2 separate regions of the Mus musculus genome follow, and region 1 is linked to region 2. A link is a loop called in an ENCODE intact Hi-C map of the cell type or tissue named here. Cell type or tissue: gastrocnemius. All regions are shown on one strand. Each heading gives the region's core, and the rest is flanking DNA. Links, peaks and the distances in the headings are about the cores only.

Region 1 (7,681 bases), core at 1,708-4,207, 470 kb after region 2:
TAATATTGAGCTACATGCCCCCCCCAGACAATAATTGGAACTTAGTATATTTTTCAGTATCTTAGTATTTGCCTACCTTGAAAATGATGCATAAACCATATAGACTTCGTTCTTTTCCTGGAATTTAAATATTTTAGGAAAATTAAAGTATTGTGAAATATCAACTAAGATCTTCCAGACCTGTTAATGATCAAGATAAAAGGGATTGTGGAAAGGATGGATGGATAGATGAATAGATAGATAAATGGATGGATGGGTAGATAGATAGATAGATAGATAGATAGATAGATAGATAGATAGATAGATAGATTTCTTCTTCATGATATGATATTTTATTACATACTGCCCTGGATTCTCATGTAATTCCTTCTCAGAGCCCATGAGTCAGAATAAATACACTTTCCTCTAGAAATGACATTTAGGTGTGATGATCAGGGTGATTTCCCAGCAGGGCTCAGAGGAATGAAGGAATGAATACTGCATAGTTTCTGCAAGCCATCAACATGACTCCAATTAGTTTTTACTTCCCAAAGTTACTCAGAGATTTCTGCAGATTTGATCCCAAATGCCATTATGAACATGGGTTTTTAAGTTAATTTTATTTACATTATTTTTGTCCAACAATAGCTGGGGTAACAAAATAATCTTTTTTTTTCTCTCGACAATTTGAACATTTTTTTTTCAGCTCTTACCGAATGCAGTTAAACAAAGTGAACAAAAAAATAAAAGTGAAAAAGAAAAATGATTGCCTTACTAAATAATGAGGCACTAGAAAATGTTAATTTAATTTTTAAACTTTCCTTTTTCTTTGTGTTTGTGATTTTCTTTTTTATTATTTTTTTACACTCCAGATTTTATCCCCACCCCCAGTCCACCCTCTGACTGTTCCACACCCCATAATTCCTCCCCACTCCCCTGTCTCAGTGAGGATGTCCCCACCCCCATTCTCCACCCCACCTGACCTCTAAACTATTTTCTATTATCTATTTCTATCATGCATTTTATAATTATACTTTGACAGTTAAGTTGCTTTAAAATACTTTAAACATATGCCTTATATATCTTATTACTCTTTTAAAAAGCTGACCTTGTTTTACTCAAGTCTAATTTCAATCCATAATAAAAAAAATCCAGAAAAACTTCTTTTAACATTACAAAATATTCAGTAATATCTTGACAAAATACAGTTTGTTTTCTAGAGACAATTTTCATATAAGAAAATGTTTCATATGTCATTTTATCACAATGACTTCATAGTATAACTGCTATATCTCTTGGTATGGAGTAGGTTAATCTACAGCATTCTTATATTCAGGGTAACATAATTTCTCCTTTGTAAATATAAGTCTAGGGATGAACATACATATTTTCTTTAAATTTAAAGGTAATCATAGAGCTTAGATGTGCTTATATTTTCTTGAAATTATGTACACCTCTTTTTAACATACTAGTAGATGAAATAATTTATTATAGGTTTTTTAATTTGGTGGATATAGGTTTTAAATAAATTATGACTTGCTTGAGTTGATTAAATGTTGGATACGAACTGTTATTTTAGCTGAGCTATTAATACTTGTTATTGACTTTCATTTTTTTTAGTGTAGAATCCACTTTTATTTGACTTTTCCTGCATTAGAGTATGGAATATTTCATGGCCAAATATATGTATATATGGTCTAATAGATTGGATTAGTGATTAAAAAATAGAGAAAATGTTGACAAAGTCTGTGTTCTGTCCTCTGAGCAATACCTCTGCAGCTGAGAAAACACTGAATTGTAGATTGGAAAAACTAAAAAGACACTTGGTAAGTATCTTGTGGTAATCTTTCCTTGATTGCAGTGCAAGCAGACATAACTAAGAGTGTGAGGTTAAACTGTACTATTACCCAAAACATTATGTTTTAGAAAGATGAGAAAGCAGGCATATAGATATCAATCTTGATAATAAAATTCATCATTTAATGAAAAATTTCTAGTATATAAAAATTATTGCTATAATAAAATCTGAGTAGGAAAAATTAGAAAATTATCTGTCCCTTATAAACATTCTGGCTTCTGAATTTCAAAATATACACCTTAATATTGAAAACAATATTTATTTTATTTTTGTCAATTTAAAGTTTTTAAAATTAATTTATTCTTTCATATATTACATCTTAAACACAGCCTCTCCTCCCGCCTCTCTTTCCAGTCCCTTCCCAATGACTTCTTCTCCATTTCCCCCCAGAGAAGAGTAGGCATGCCAAGGATATCAACCAAACCAAATCAAGTTTAATAAGACTAGGTACCTATCCTCATATCTAGAATGGAAAAGGCCCTGATGAGTCCAGGTAGGCTGATGCTGTGGGTTTTTTCTTGTGGTATCCTTGACACTTCTGGCTTCTAAAATCCTTCCTTCCCTTCTTCTACATGATTCACTGACTCTCACCTTATATGTGACTGTTGGTTTCTGCATCTGTTTCTGGATAGAGTCTTTCTGATTGTGATTATGGCACCCTCCAGTATATAAAAGTAAGTTTTTTCTTTTCTTTTCTTTTCTTTTCTTTTCTTTTCTTTTCTTTTCTTTTCTTTTCTTTTCTTTTCTTTTCTTTTCTTTTCCTCTTCTCTTCTCTTCTCTTCTCTTCTCTTCTCTTCTCTTCTCTTCTCTTCTCTTCTCTTCTCTTCTCTTTTCTCTTCTCTTCTCTTCTCTTTTTTCTTTCTTTCCTCTTTTTCTTTTTCTTTTTTTGGTTCCCAGGCATATTTGTATTTGGTTCTATCCTAGGTCTCAGGGCAATCATGCCTCTGTGTTCTGGTTCACCAGGCAGTGTCAGGAACTGGCTCCCTCTTGTGGCATTGGTCTCAATCTGGACCAGTCATTAAATTGCCACTCAGTTTCTCTGCCACCTTTCCCCAGCACCTCATGCTGGCAGGACATATTTCAGGTGGAAGTTTTTGTGGGTGGATTGGTGTCCCAGCAACTGCACTGAAAGTCTTGCCTGGTTATGAGGAATGGCTTATTCAGGCTCTGTATACCCCATTACTAGGATTAATAGCTATGGCCACCTAATAAAACCCTGGGAGTTTTTGTTGCCCTGGGCTTCTAACTTGCTTTGGAATGGTCTTCCAATTCCAGGCATCTCTCTCATCATTCTTTATCTTCATTTAACTGCTCCTTGATTTTTCTCTTTCCACCTAACCCCATCCACTCATAATATCTATGTGATATCTATTCTATTCCACCCTCCCAGAGAGATCTATGCACCCTCCTTGAGTTCTTCCTGTTACTTAGCCTCTCTGCTTCCATAGACTGTAGCATTATTATACTTTATATTGTAGTTAATATCCACTGACCAGTGAGTACACACAATGTTTGTCTTTCTGGGTTTGGATTACCTCACTGGGGATGAGTTTTTTCTAATTTCATCCATTTGCCTGCAAATTTCATTTTTTTAAGAGTAGAGTAATACTCCATTTTGTAAATGTACCACTTTTTCTTTATGCATTCTCCAGTTGGGGGACATATAGTTTGTTTCCAGTTTCTGGCTATTAGGAATAAAACTGCTAAGCTCATAGTTTAGCAAGTATCCTTGTGGTAGGATGGAACATGTTTTAAGTATATGCTCAGGAGTGGTATAGCTGGGTCTTGAGGTAGATCAGTTCCTAATTTTCTGTGAAATTGCCATATTGATTTTCCAAAAAGACTATAGAAGTTTGCACTCCCACCAGCAACGAAGGAGAGTTCCTCCTTGCTAAAAATCCCTACAGCACAAGCTGTCAATAGTGATATATATATAAAATTAGTAATTCTGACAGCTGTAAGATAGAATCTCAGAGCCATTTTGATTTACATTTCCCTGATGGCTAAGGATGGTGAACATGTCTTCATGTGTTTCTCAGCTATTTGACATTCATCTGTTGAGAACTATGTATTTACATTTTTATCCCCCACTTTTAATTGTATTGTTTGGTTTGTCGATGTCTAGTTCTTGTGTTCTTTATATATTTTGAAAATCAGCCCCACTGTCATGCATAGAGTTGGTTAAAATCTTTTCCAGTTCGATAGGCTGCCATTTGTCATTTTCCTTGCAGAAGATTTTCAGTTTCATGAGGTCTCACTTATTAGTTGTTGATCTTAGTGCTTACACTATGTTCTGTTCAGGAAGTTGTTACATGTGAAAATGTATTAAAGGCTTTCCCCACTTTCTTGTCTATCAGGTTTACTGTATCTGGTTTTATGTTCAGGTCTTTGGTCCACATGGACTTAAGTTTTGTGCAAGGCAATAGATATGGATCTATACACATTTTTCTACATGCACACATCAAGTTAGACCAGCATCATCTGTTGAAAATGGTTTCCTGCTTCCCATTATATGGTTTTGGCTTCTTTGTGCAAAACCAAGTGTCAATAGTTGTGTGTGTTTATTCCTGGGTCTTTGATTCTATTGCATTGACCAACTTGTCTGTTATTATGCCAATACCATGCAGCATTTTTACTATTGCTTTGTAGTATAGCTTGAAGTCAGAAATAGTGGTACCTCCAGAAGTTTCTTTATTGTATTATTTTAGCTATCCTGGGTTTTTTTTTCCATATAAAGTTGAGTATTGTTCTATCAAAGTCTATAAGATTTATGGGAATTACATTGAATCTGTAGATTCCTTTTGGTTAGATGGCCATTTTTACTATGTGAATTCTGCCAATCCATGAGCATGGAAGATATTTCTCATCCTCTGATATCTTATTCATATTTTCAAAGATGTGATGTTTTTATGATACTGGTCTTTTACTTGCTTGATTGGTTTGTATAATTTGTGGTTATGAGAAAACTGTCAGTTCCATAATTTCTGACTCAGCCTCTTTCTGGTTTATATATTTTGCGCACGCCCTGACTCGCCAGCAAGAAAGACGCTGCAACAGGATCCTTCCCCACACGTTTATTGGGAGAACTTGATTGCAGAGGCAAAGAGACCTCAAGCCCAGAACTGGTGCTGCTTATATAGGCCTAAGAGAGGCATGTCTCACACCCAGATTGGTTATGCATGGGTTATGCTTAGTACCTCATTTGCATGCCTACATCTGATTGGTTGACTTCTCTCTCATCTGATTGGTTAAATTCTCTCTCATCTGATTGGTTAACTTGTCTCTCATCTGATTGGTTAACTTATCTCTCAACTGATTGGTTAACTTGTCTCTCATCTGATTGGTTAATTCTCAAAACCTCATCTTGGCAAAAAAAAAAAAAAAAAAACTTTACTGCCTATGTATGCGTGGTGGTAACCAACGCCACCCTGCAACGGCACATGTGGCTTCCCACATACATATAAGAGGACTATTTTTTCTTTTAAATTTAATCTTGTGTCCAATAACTTTGCTGAAGATGTTTATCAGCTGTAGAAGTTCTCTGGTAGAATTTTTGGGGTGAAATGTATAAAACCACATTATCTATAAATAACAATACTTTGTTTGGGTTCTTCATTTTTAATTTGATTATACTTTATCTGCTCTAGTTGTCTTATTACTTTGCTAGAACTTCAAGTACTCTATTGCATAGATATGGTAAGAGTGGACAGTCTTAGTTCTGGTTTTAGTGGAATTTTAATTTCTTCCAGTTTTATTTGATATGAGCTATCAGCTTGTTGTACATTGATTCTATTATGTTTAATAATGTACCTTACATACCTGATCTGTCCAACACTTTTCTCATGAAGGGGGGATGTAAAATTTAAATATTTGATACTTACACCCTTGAAAGACCATATGTTTGTATATGTTTTATTTTGATATTATCAAGCTAATAAATCAAGGAAAATTTCCAAATGATTTTGCTTTAAATTTGCTATGATGTCTTTACATATTTATGTTAGTAATTAGCTAACAGTCACTTCTAGCCTTCCCATCCCAATGAACTGCTTCTGTTTGGTTCTCTGCTCAGTTGTCAGGCTATATGATTTGTATATCATATTCAATTACCTGAAAAGACTTGAGTTAGAATGGTTGCTCATATTGCTTACTCTGGTTCTACTTGTTTAGTTCCCTGAGTGCTGGGAAAAGGTAGTTAAACTCACTTTTGGCACTGCACACAGTGATGAAGTTATAACTGTCCAATGACATTTTTCTCTTCAACATTCAATTCTCAGTACTTTTATGCCACAAAAAATTCAAGCTACTGTAAAGAAACCAGGGCTTTTCATCATTTGTATTTTCATTTCAAGCTAAGCTTTTTAATTCATTACTATTTCATTTATTCAATGCATTTATATAAATGCTCATTAGACTGCTATACAAATGTTATATGCTCACATAAAATTTTTCTCGGTAATAAGTAATTAATTTAAGAATTTGAGTACTAGGAGCCAGAGGGATGGCTAGGGGTTACAAGTAATTTCTGCTCTTGCAAAAGAACCAAGTTCAATTCCCAACACCAACATTGAGCACTATAAAACTTCCTTCAATTCCAACAGTATGGGAAACAACACCTTCTTCCGTCCTCCATGATAAAGAGAATACATTTTTACATACAAGCACATATATGTACACACACACATAAATGACAATTCTTCTTAAAAAGAATTGGAGTGCTATAATTTTATCTTATTTTCCTTAAAATAAACTGTTCATATAAAATTTTAAAACAATTATGATCAAAATATTTTATGAACATATTTAAAATTAGATCAATTTCATCTGTAATTAAAAATAGATCCACCTATAAAAATAACTGCATCAAACACCTATAAAAACAAACTGACTCTTTTCTAAAGAGCACTGGGATTTCCAGGTGGTTCCATGGTTTAGAAGACAGAACTCGAAGGTCCTTTGCAAACTACCTAAGGAGTCTTAGCACAAGAAAATAATGCCTTCTCTGTTTTCTTTTCTTATGCTGTTATATGTAATAAGTTACCATCAAGTACTAAGGAAAGACAGCTCACCCTAAAACGTGAATTATACTAGTTAATGAGAGGTTTGTGGAAATTTTTTTTAAATGTAAAACTCCCAAATAATGGTTGAAATCTATAGTGATGCTTTCATTTTTATTTTTATAAAGCTATATCATGGCCTTCTTCTGATTTCCACAAACACTATCATGGATTACAATAAATCCCATTTTTTTAAAACAGGGTATATACTACAGTTTGATGACATACCCAGCATTTAATTAAATGGGAAACTATTCTGGATACAACAACCAAGTCACCAATGCTTCCTCCTGACTCCTGACCTTGACCGCTGAGTCTAGTCACCTTTTTTTTTTTTTTTTTTTTGGAGCTTCCTGGTCTGGTTGCTGGTTGCTTGCAGTGATCACCCACCAAATGCATGCAAATGCTTTTCCGCCGTGTTTAGGTTTCCATATCTCTAAGAAGGAAATTTTTGCTCACTGTAAATAAAACATAACTTGCTACATTCTGTACTTGAAAATAGTTTTGATTCTATCAGTATGTAGATATTTACTGATTTTTAAACCATATTGAATATTGGCATCATTGGAGTAAGGATTTTTCTGTGTTCATTGGTATGTCTCTAATTTTTTGAATGATCTCTAGATTTAGAATTCTTATGAGTTAGAAACACTGGGCTTAAAATATCAATGTACCATGGCCTGTAAGCCATCACTATAAGTGCAGAGCATCAAGGCATCAATCAACTTATATCCCTTGAAGATATGCAGTGCATTGCTTACATGAGTAAGAATTCATTGTGTTTTGA
Region 2 (7,681 bases), core at 2,670-5,169:
CTTTAATGAAGTTGGACACATAAAACAGGAGAGATATCCAATCACATGGCAAAGATGACGAGAATAAGTGGCCTATATAAGTTACAAGTTAGTCAGGAATGAGCCAAAGTTTATGGCCTCAGCATTTTTTTATAAACAGTTAAGTCTCAGAGTAGTTATTCAGTGAACAAAAGAGGCAAGGTAGACAAGCTCATGGCCACACTGTAGCTTGATAATGCATTTAAAATAGTGAGTGCTTCTTCCCTTGCAAAACTAAAGTGGCTGGAGAGATGGCTCAGCAGTTAATAATACTTGCTCTTCTTGCAGAGGACCAGAATTCAGTTGCTAGCACCCACATGACAGCTCACAACTGTCTGTAACTCCAATTTTAAGAGAGCCTAATGCCTTTCTTAGGCCTCTGTGAGCACCAGGAATGCTTGTGGGGTACAGATATACATGCAGGCAAAATATCCACAGACATTACAAGAAACCTCTTAAGTATTTCTGTGGAGAATCCTTAACTTTTTTTTTCATATCATGTTCTCTCTAATGTCCAACAAATAGAGAGCAAACCTCTTTGTTAGAGCCAGTCACAGCCACAACTACAGTCACAGGCACACGTGCACACACATGTATACACGCACAGGCATATGCATATGTACACACACACACACACACACACACACACACACACAGAGACACAGATTCAGGTGCACACACATTCAGACATCAGTCAGAGGCAAACAGACAGATTGCAAGTTGGCCAGTTACCACACATTACATGCAGATGGAAGGTACTGGGAGAGAAATGAAAAACAGAAAATTTGGCTTGCTGTTGGTCGCATGAATCCAGGAGGAAGTTGTTTTGCTTCCTTTTCTTCCTGTGACATCAGTGCATTTGGTGATCCCTGAGGAGATCTTTAAATACTAAGTGATGGAAGTAGAAAGCAGGATTTTAGTGAATTCTCCATTGTAGCTCTGTGTTGAGCTCAGGGATTTAAATTTCTCTTCCAGGTGGGAAAATAATTGCATGCCTTCCTTCCTTCTTTCCTTCCTCCCTCCCTCCCTTTCTCCCCTTCTCTTTCTTCCTTTCTCCCTTCCTTCTCTCCTTACTTCTATCCGTCCTTTTAAACACAGGGTCTCACTATAGAGTGGGACTGGTCCAAGAACTCACCATGTAAACAAAGGTGGCCTCAAATTTATAGAGCTTCCACTTCTGCTTCCTGAGAAACACCTTAAAGGTGTTTCTTGCACCTTATCTTGTGTTCCTTAGAACTCTGTTTTCTAGAGAGAGACAGAAAAGGGGGTGTATTCAGATGGGAGTGGAGGTGAGCAGGATCTACAAGGAATAAAAGGAGGAAAAACTGTAATCATAATATATTATGTGAAGAAAAAAATTATTTTCAATAAAAAGGGAAAAAGAACTGTTCCCTCACACACTCAAAGTGTGTGTGTATGTGTGTATGTTTGTATGCACATATGTATATGAGTGTGTATATTTGTGCAAATGCATATGAGATGGAAAGAAGGGGGAGGGAGGGAGGGAGGGAGGGAGGGAGAGAGGTAGAGAGAGAGAGAGAGAGAGAGAGAGAGAGAGAGAGAGAGAAGGAGAGATGGAAAATTTTCACACAAGCATACATTTTTATCAGCAGCATTGCCAGGGTATATATTGGAATTTATTCACGACATAACTTCAAGCTTATACCCTATCAAAGACAGCTACTGGTAAACAGCCTTCTGCTATCTGATTTTGTGAGTTCAACAGTTTCTAGACTCCATATTTAAGTGAGGACATGAAGTTTTTGTTTTCCTATGTTTGGGTTATTACACTTAGTACAATGTCTTCCAGGTTTATCCATGTTGTTTAATGGTGTAATCTCCTTTTTAAGGCTGAATACTATGTCTTTCTGCATGCATGTCTTTATAATGCACAGAGACATAGTATTGTCACATAGGTCCAGCTTTGGTTCTGTGGGATAACCCAGTTGTAACCTGGATTCTTACTGCAGTGTATTCTTTAGCTCTTCCTCAATATGCATGATGGCTAGATCTGATCATTTTCCCATCGTAGAATTTAGTCAGGGCTGCTAGCCCTTGGGACCTAGCCGAAAGGGACAAAAGAAATCAGGAAGGAGGCTGCCACTAGGTAATTCGGTAAATTCTTTGTTTCTGCATCACCTGGTTTGTGTTGTTATGGCACAAATGGTAGAAAAGTCAGAGTGGGATAAGAGAAAACAGAAGGAGGGGGAGGGGAAAGGGAAGACGAGAGTGGAGGAAGAAAAGAGGGAGGAAGGAAGGAAAGAAGGAAGGAAGGAAGAAAGGAAGGAAAGAAGGAAGAAAAGAAGGAAGGAAGGAAGGAAGGAAGGAAGGAAGGAAGGAAGGAAGGAAGGAAGGAAGGAAAGATGGATGTTGGGAACTAAAAAGGGGGCCCTAAGGAAGGAACAAAGGAACTTGTTTCTTGCTGAGGAGTCTGGAAAGTCCAAAATCAATGGACAAAAACTACCAGGGAACTTCTCTTTCATCCCTTGGGTAAGAACAGTATAAAAAGAGGGCTAGGGGGTAAACTTATTTTCAGCCTTTGTGCAATGCAGAGGAACCCATCCATAAGAGGAAAGCCTTCTTGACCCCAGCATCTTAGGCCCTACTCCCAAAGCTTACATTGAAGATTAAGTTTTCAACACATAATTTTTTGGGTGCACTGCTTAAGTGTAGTTTACCATATGGACTACTTTTAGTTGGAAAGATAAATTTTAGCATCTGGCGAATGACACTTTAATGTGACCAAACATGCTACATTGTGCGCTTATTTTTGCTTCAACTTTCAGAAGATGTTCTGTCAATTCTTTGAGATTATTTTAGCTTCACCCAGGTTCCACTGCCACTCTTCATGGGCCCACAAAAGCACATTGCACTAATCTCCTGTATAGTAGAAATTATGTAAGCTTGTACAAATTGAAAAAAATTAGTTTTCAAAACTCAAATAAAATAACATCTGAGCATATTTATCTGCCTAAATTGTGAGCTACTGGGCACAGTATTCAGATTTATATTTATGATCAATGTCACTGTATAATTGCAAAGAATAACTACTTTATACTTGTAATTTCATGGATTATTAATAATATCTTCTAAGCGTTTTACCCCACTGAAACAATACATTTTGAAATTGCATGCTACTCATGTATGTTTGATTCATCTGTTTGTTGTTCCTATAGCAACCGACTTCCTACACCTAGTGGAAGGGTGGATATGCTGTTGAAGGAATTATGGTCTGACAAGGTTCTTCAAGGGCTCCAAGAAGTATGAGCACAGTGGGAATTTTCATTTTGTTCAGACAAAATTTCTTAGCCCTAGTTATTTCTAGTTTGGAACTAGCTTCCTTGATATTGCAAAACAGGTAAGACATGAGCAGATGGACTGGGAAGTCCCTGCATCCGGAGCAGGCAGGTCCACTCTGACTTCTCACCTGCAGTCTGCACCAGCCAGCCAGGCAGCTGTAGAATCATCCATTTAAAAACACTGGAGGAGATTCAAAGTGTGGATCAGAGACTGAAGGAAAGGCCATCCAGAGACTGCCCCACCTGGGGATCCATTTCATATATAGTCACCAAACCCAGACACTATTGTGGATGCCAACAAGTGCTTGCTGACAGGAGCCTGATATAGTTGTCTACTGAGAGGCTCTGCCAGTGCTTGACAAATACAGAGGTGGATGCTCTCAACCAACAATGGACTGAGCACAGGGTCCCCCATGGAGGAGCTAGAGAAAGGAACCAAGGAGCTGAGGGGTTTGCAGCCCCATAGAAGAAACAACAATATGAACCAACCATTATACCCAGAGCTCTCAGGGACTAGAGAGCTAGTACAATCAAAGAGTACACTTGGAGGAACAGACCCATGGCTCCAGCTGCCTATGTAGCAGAGGACAGCCTTGTTGGACATCAATGGGAGGAGAGGCCCTTGGTTCTGAAAAGGCTCGATGCCCCTAGTGTAGGGGAATGCCAGGGCAGAGAAACAGGAATGGGTGGGTTGGTGAGCAGGGGCAGCGGGGACGAGATGGGGGTTTTCGGAGGGGAAACGAGAAAAGGGGAAAACATTTAAAATGTAAATAGAGAAAATATCTTATAAAAAAATAAAAATAAAAAATAAGATAAAACTGCCCACTAGAGGGAGCCGAGCACCATAAATCTTGGTGTGTTCCCCGGCTGCTTCCAGGAGGGGGGAAAGCAAGCCACAAGTGCACATCCCAGACCTTATTTAACATTTTCTCCGATGTTTTCTCGTCCAAATCTCATCGATTACTCCTATAAGCAAACAAAGACCAGCGCAGCATATAACATTACTACATCCACATTTTAATACGTGAAACGTTCAGGAAGTAAAACTGCTCTGGAGAAATGGGATCCAGACGAATTATTTGAACTTAACAGGGCAAAACACCCTGGACAGCATGGGCTTCCCCAAACTTCCCGTGGTCTCGTCCTCTGTTTTATTTGCCCTGGATGTAACTGTTGTATGTATCTGCTGTTGTGTGTATCTGCTACATTTTGTTACATTTTGCCCAGGCATTTAAGGTAAAGGACTCCACTAGGCAGATGTCTGGACCATGCTGAAATAAAGCCAAAGGTTGAACGTTCAAAACTAAAATTGTCTGCTTACTTACATAGAAAAATGAAAATGGGCGTTTGTTTTCAATGGCAAAAATTTCAGTTGCAGGATGACGGGCCTACGTTTGAACTGTTTTTCATGTTCCCGTTACCATTTTATATATTCTTCCCTGCTTCCAGAAATCACTTCTTTTAAAATGTTCAAATCCTGCAAAAAATGCTCAAATTTTGTTTTGTATTGAGTTTTTAGGTTCGACTATTTGAAGAAAAATGAAAAAATAATGTATGTAATCCAGCTTGAAATGTTAAAACACAACATTTGAAAATATAAATAAAAATATTGAAAATTGAGATATTAGCTCCTTATATAGTAAAATATTAAGTTTTGAGTGACACTAATTCTTAAATTTTAACTAATTCTTATTTTGGAAAAGGGTAATTATTGTGAATTGTGATTATCTCAAACTTAATTTCAATAATGAAAGCATTTTTTTAAAAAATCTTTTAACTATTTTAAAGCATTTGAAAGTTTTCTTCCCAGTTTCCCTGAGTAATTATCTATAGCTATAAACAACTTTTGCCTTGCGCTCTCGAATTTCACTCAAATTGTCTCTTTTATTTATTTGTCACTTTCTTCTGCTACACAGTCAGAAAGACACACAGATATACCACAAACCATGAATCTTCGAGGCAGCTTTCTTGAGGTGACATTCATGCTTAATAGGTGATTTGGGCGTATGGCTAATTCTGGGATTTCCCTTTTCCCCCTCTCTCACCTCTACCTCCCTTTCTCTGTATGATATTCAGCTTCACCCATGAGCAAAACTGTATCTCCCACTTGCCTCAAAGATCAGATTATCCATTTTTGTTTTTTATTTTATTTGAACTTGGGAAAATTTAATGTGGAGCTAATACAAACTGGCTGTAAACAGCTGCCACACGTAATGATACTGGACAAAAATGAAAATATCAGTCATTTCCCTTCTACCCTTTGGCTGTGTGATCCTTTTACGCAGTTTGGATCTTTAGGGACACTCTCCAGCATGTACCATTCTATACATATGAAAGTTATTATGTTTGTGCATTTCTTCGGTGTTTCTTAACAAAAGTGGAATCATGTGAAAAATAGATTTGCCGTTCCACTGGCAATACGTTTTAAAGATGCCTTTCCACCAGTGCCCAGAATTATCTCACTGGTTATAGCTGTGTGAACCCCATATTCATTAGCTCCCTTCTCTCATTCTGGGAATTTCAATCACTTCCAGCATTTGTTTATTAAACAGTTCTTTCAGTGCAGACGTGTAAGTAAATATCTTTGGAATCTGATGCATTTCCTACATTTTCATGAATAAAATCCTGTAGATACTGAAGTCACGCCTAGCTTGCTCTTCACTTTTGACTTATGGCTTGCCTGTTTCTACAAAGGTTTTCAGGGGTCTGTATTTTCTGCTGCTCTGGGCTTCTGAAAGATGTTTGTTTGGTTTTTTTTTTTTTGTTGTTGTTGTTGATTTGTTTTGTTTTTTAAAATCCATCAAACATGTTGGTTGCCAAAAATAAGATTTCAAAACATAAAATGCTATTTATCTGGAAGCGTATTCACCAGAAAGTGAAAGACCACCATCGAACTGGACAGCTCAAGTAGAAAACTCTTTCCCGTAGGACTGGAAGAGTAGCAAAACTTCTCTCACTGGTTGATTGAATCTCTGTTGGATTCAGATCACACTGACCAAATATGGGATCATCTCCCATATATCGTCAGTTTTGTTGTTGATTAAAGGCCAGCATTGAGTGGTTCAGTAGCAATTTAATGGGAACACAGAGTGATAATATGACTGGTTTAAATGCAAATATACTTAAAAGCATACCAAACACTACACACTATACAAGAATACAGAGAAATGTATTAGTACATTAGTATCGTTCTAGGGGGAAATTAATGTGACTGGGGGATAAACACCAAAAGCAGCAGGAACCAAAACAGAAAGGCATGTAGCTGGTGTTCCGAGCGCTCTTGTGATGCTGAAGCGTTTGTTTGTTTGTTTGTTTTCCCCCTGAAAGCAGTTTCTACACTGTCTTATTTATGGAAGTGCTTCCTTGCTCTCTCTGTCTACTCGGTCTCTTTCTTTGTCTCTCTATCTCACTCTTCTTTCTTCCTCCTTTTTCCTTTAAGGCCATTAAAACAGGCAGAAAAGATGCCATGAACAGCCTTCAAGTGAGCTAATTGGAGCTGGAGTTAGTATCCAGCATATACTTTTGTGGCATTGAATAATTTATTAGGAACTATAGATATGAGTGCTTATACATAGTGTCCACTGGGGCACTATTCAGAGCTAAAATTTCTGCAAAAATGAAAAGTTCATTAAAGCTCCCCATAACACGACCTCAAATTAAAGACATAGGAACCGACCAGCTGTGTGAACCATTGCAGGTGGTGTCGGGGTATACCAGCTTCACAGTGTGCAAGTCCAGCCTGAGAGATGGTATCATTGCTGTCTGGCCAAGACTGGCCAAGATATCACAGGGGAAATACAGATTTCAGAGAGAATGTGTTAAAACACTTCCTGTGCTCCAGGCATGCATGGTCTGAGAACTTTTCTCAAGATCATGTAACCTGCAAAAACAAAGCTATGAGGTTGGAGATGTGGAAAAGGGGTCACAGAGAAGTTTAATAACCCGCTGAAGAGCATCCATTTAATGAATGTAGGGAATGGTGTTGAAATCTAACAGGAGTTCAAGAGTTCCTGAGCGAGTTTAACCCAAGGCGTCCACTCTGAGGAAGATGTGGGTGGGAGTGGGCATAGAGGTATATAACATAAGGATCAGGAAGGTGGAAACAGAAGTTGCAAGGTCCTTTATTACAGTTACATTACACCGGGTCTTACATCTTCCTTGCTGTGGCTGGCTGTATAAGGGATTTCAGAGTCAGATCAGCAGAACAGAAGCAGGATTCTGGAAATGGGATTCTTTTTGCTTTGGAAAGGTTGGCAGTCTCTCTCCTGCCTCTCCATTGGAATTAACACAAACCCCAAACGTCACAGCCGGATGTTTGAAAGTTTTTAAACCTTACAATTTTGCAAAGTTCCTCAACTCCTCCG

What was found. Peaks named below come from ENCODE experiments on the same cell type or tissue, not always from the same donor. Only the 100,000 strongest peaks of a DNase experiment are listed, where the experiment ranks them.
Region 1: a loop joins it to region 2, with 3 times the contacts of the local background. A loop is called at or near these places in 11 of 42 quality-filtered maps.

What each region holds. Positions count from the first base shown.
Region 1 is chr12:37,181,063-37,188,743 of GRCm38, forward strand. No RefSeq gene overlaps it. Among named protein-coding and RNA genes, the nearest start is that of Agmo, 57 kb to the right of the region's middle. In gastrocnemius, for the core only: a CTCF peak has its summit at 2,827 (motif pointing left); a DNase peak (open chromatin) is centred at 2,820.
Region 2 is chr12:36,710,010-36,717,690 of GRCm38, forward strand. No RefSeq gene overlaps it. Among named protein-coding and RNA genes, the nearest start is that of Mir5099, 100 kb to the right of the region's middle. In gastrocnemius, for the core only: a CTCF peak has its summit at 4,147 (motif pointing right); a DNase peak (open chromatin) is centred at 4,107; H3K4me3 peaks cover 1,430 bases; H3K27ac peaks cover 1,738 bases.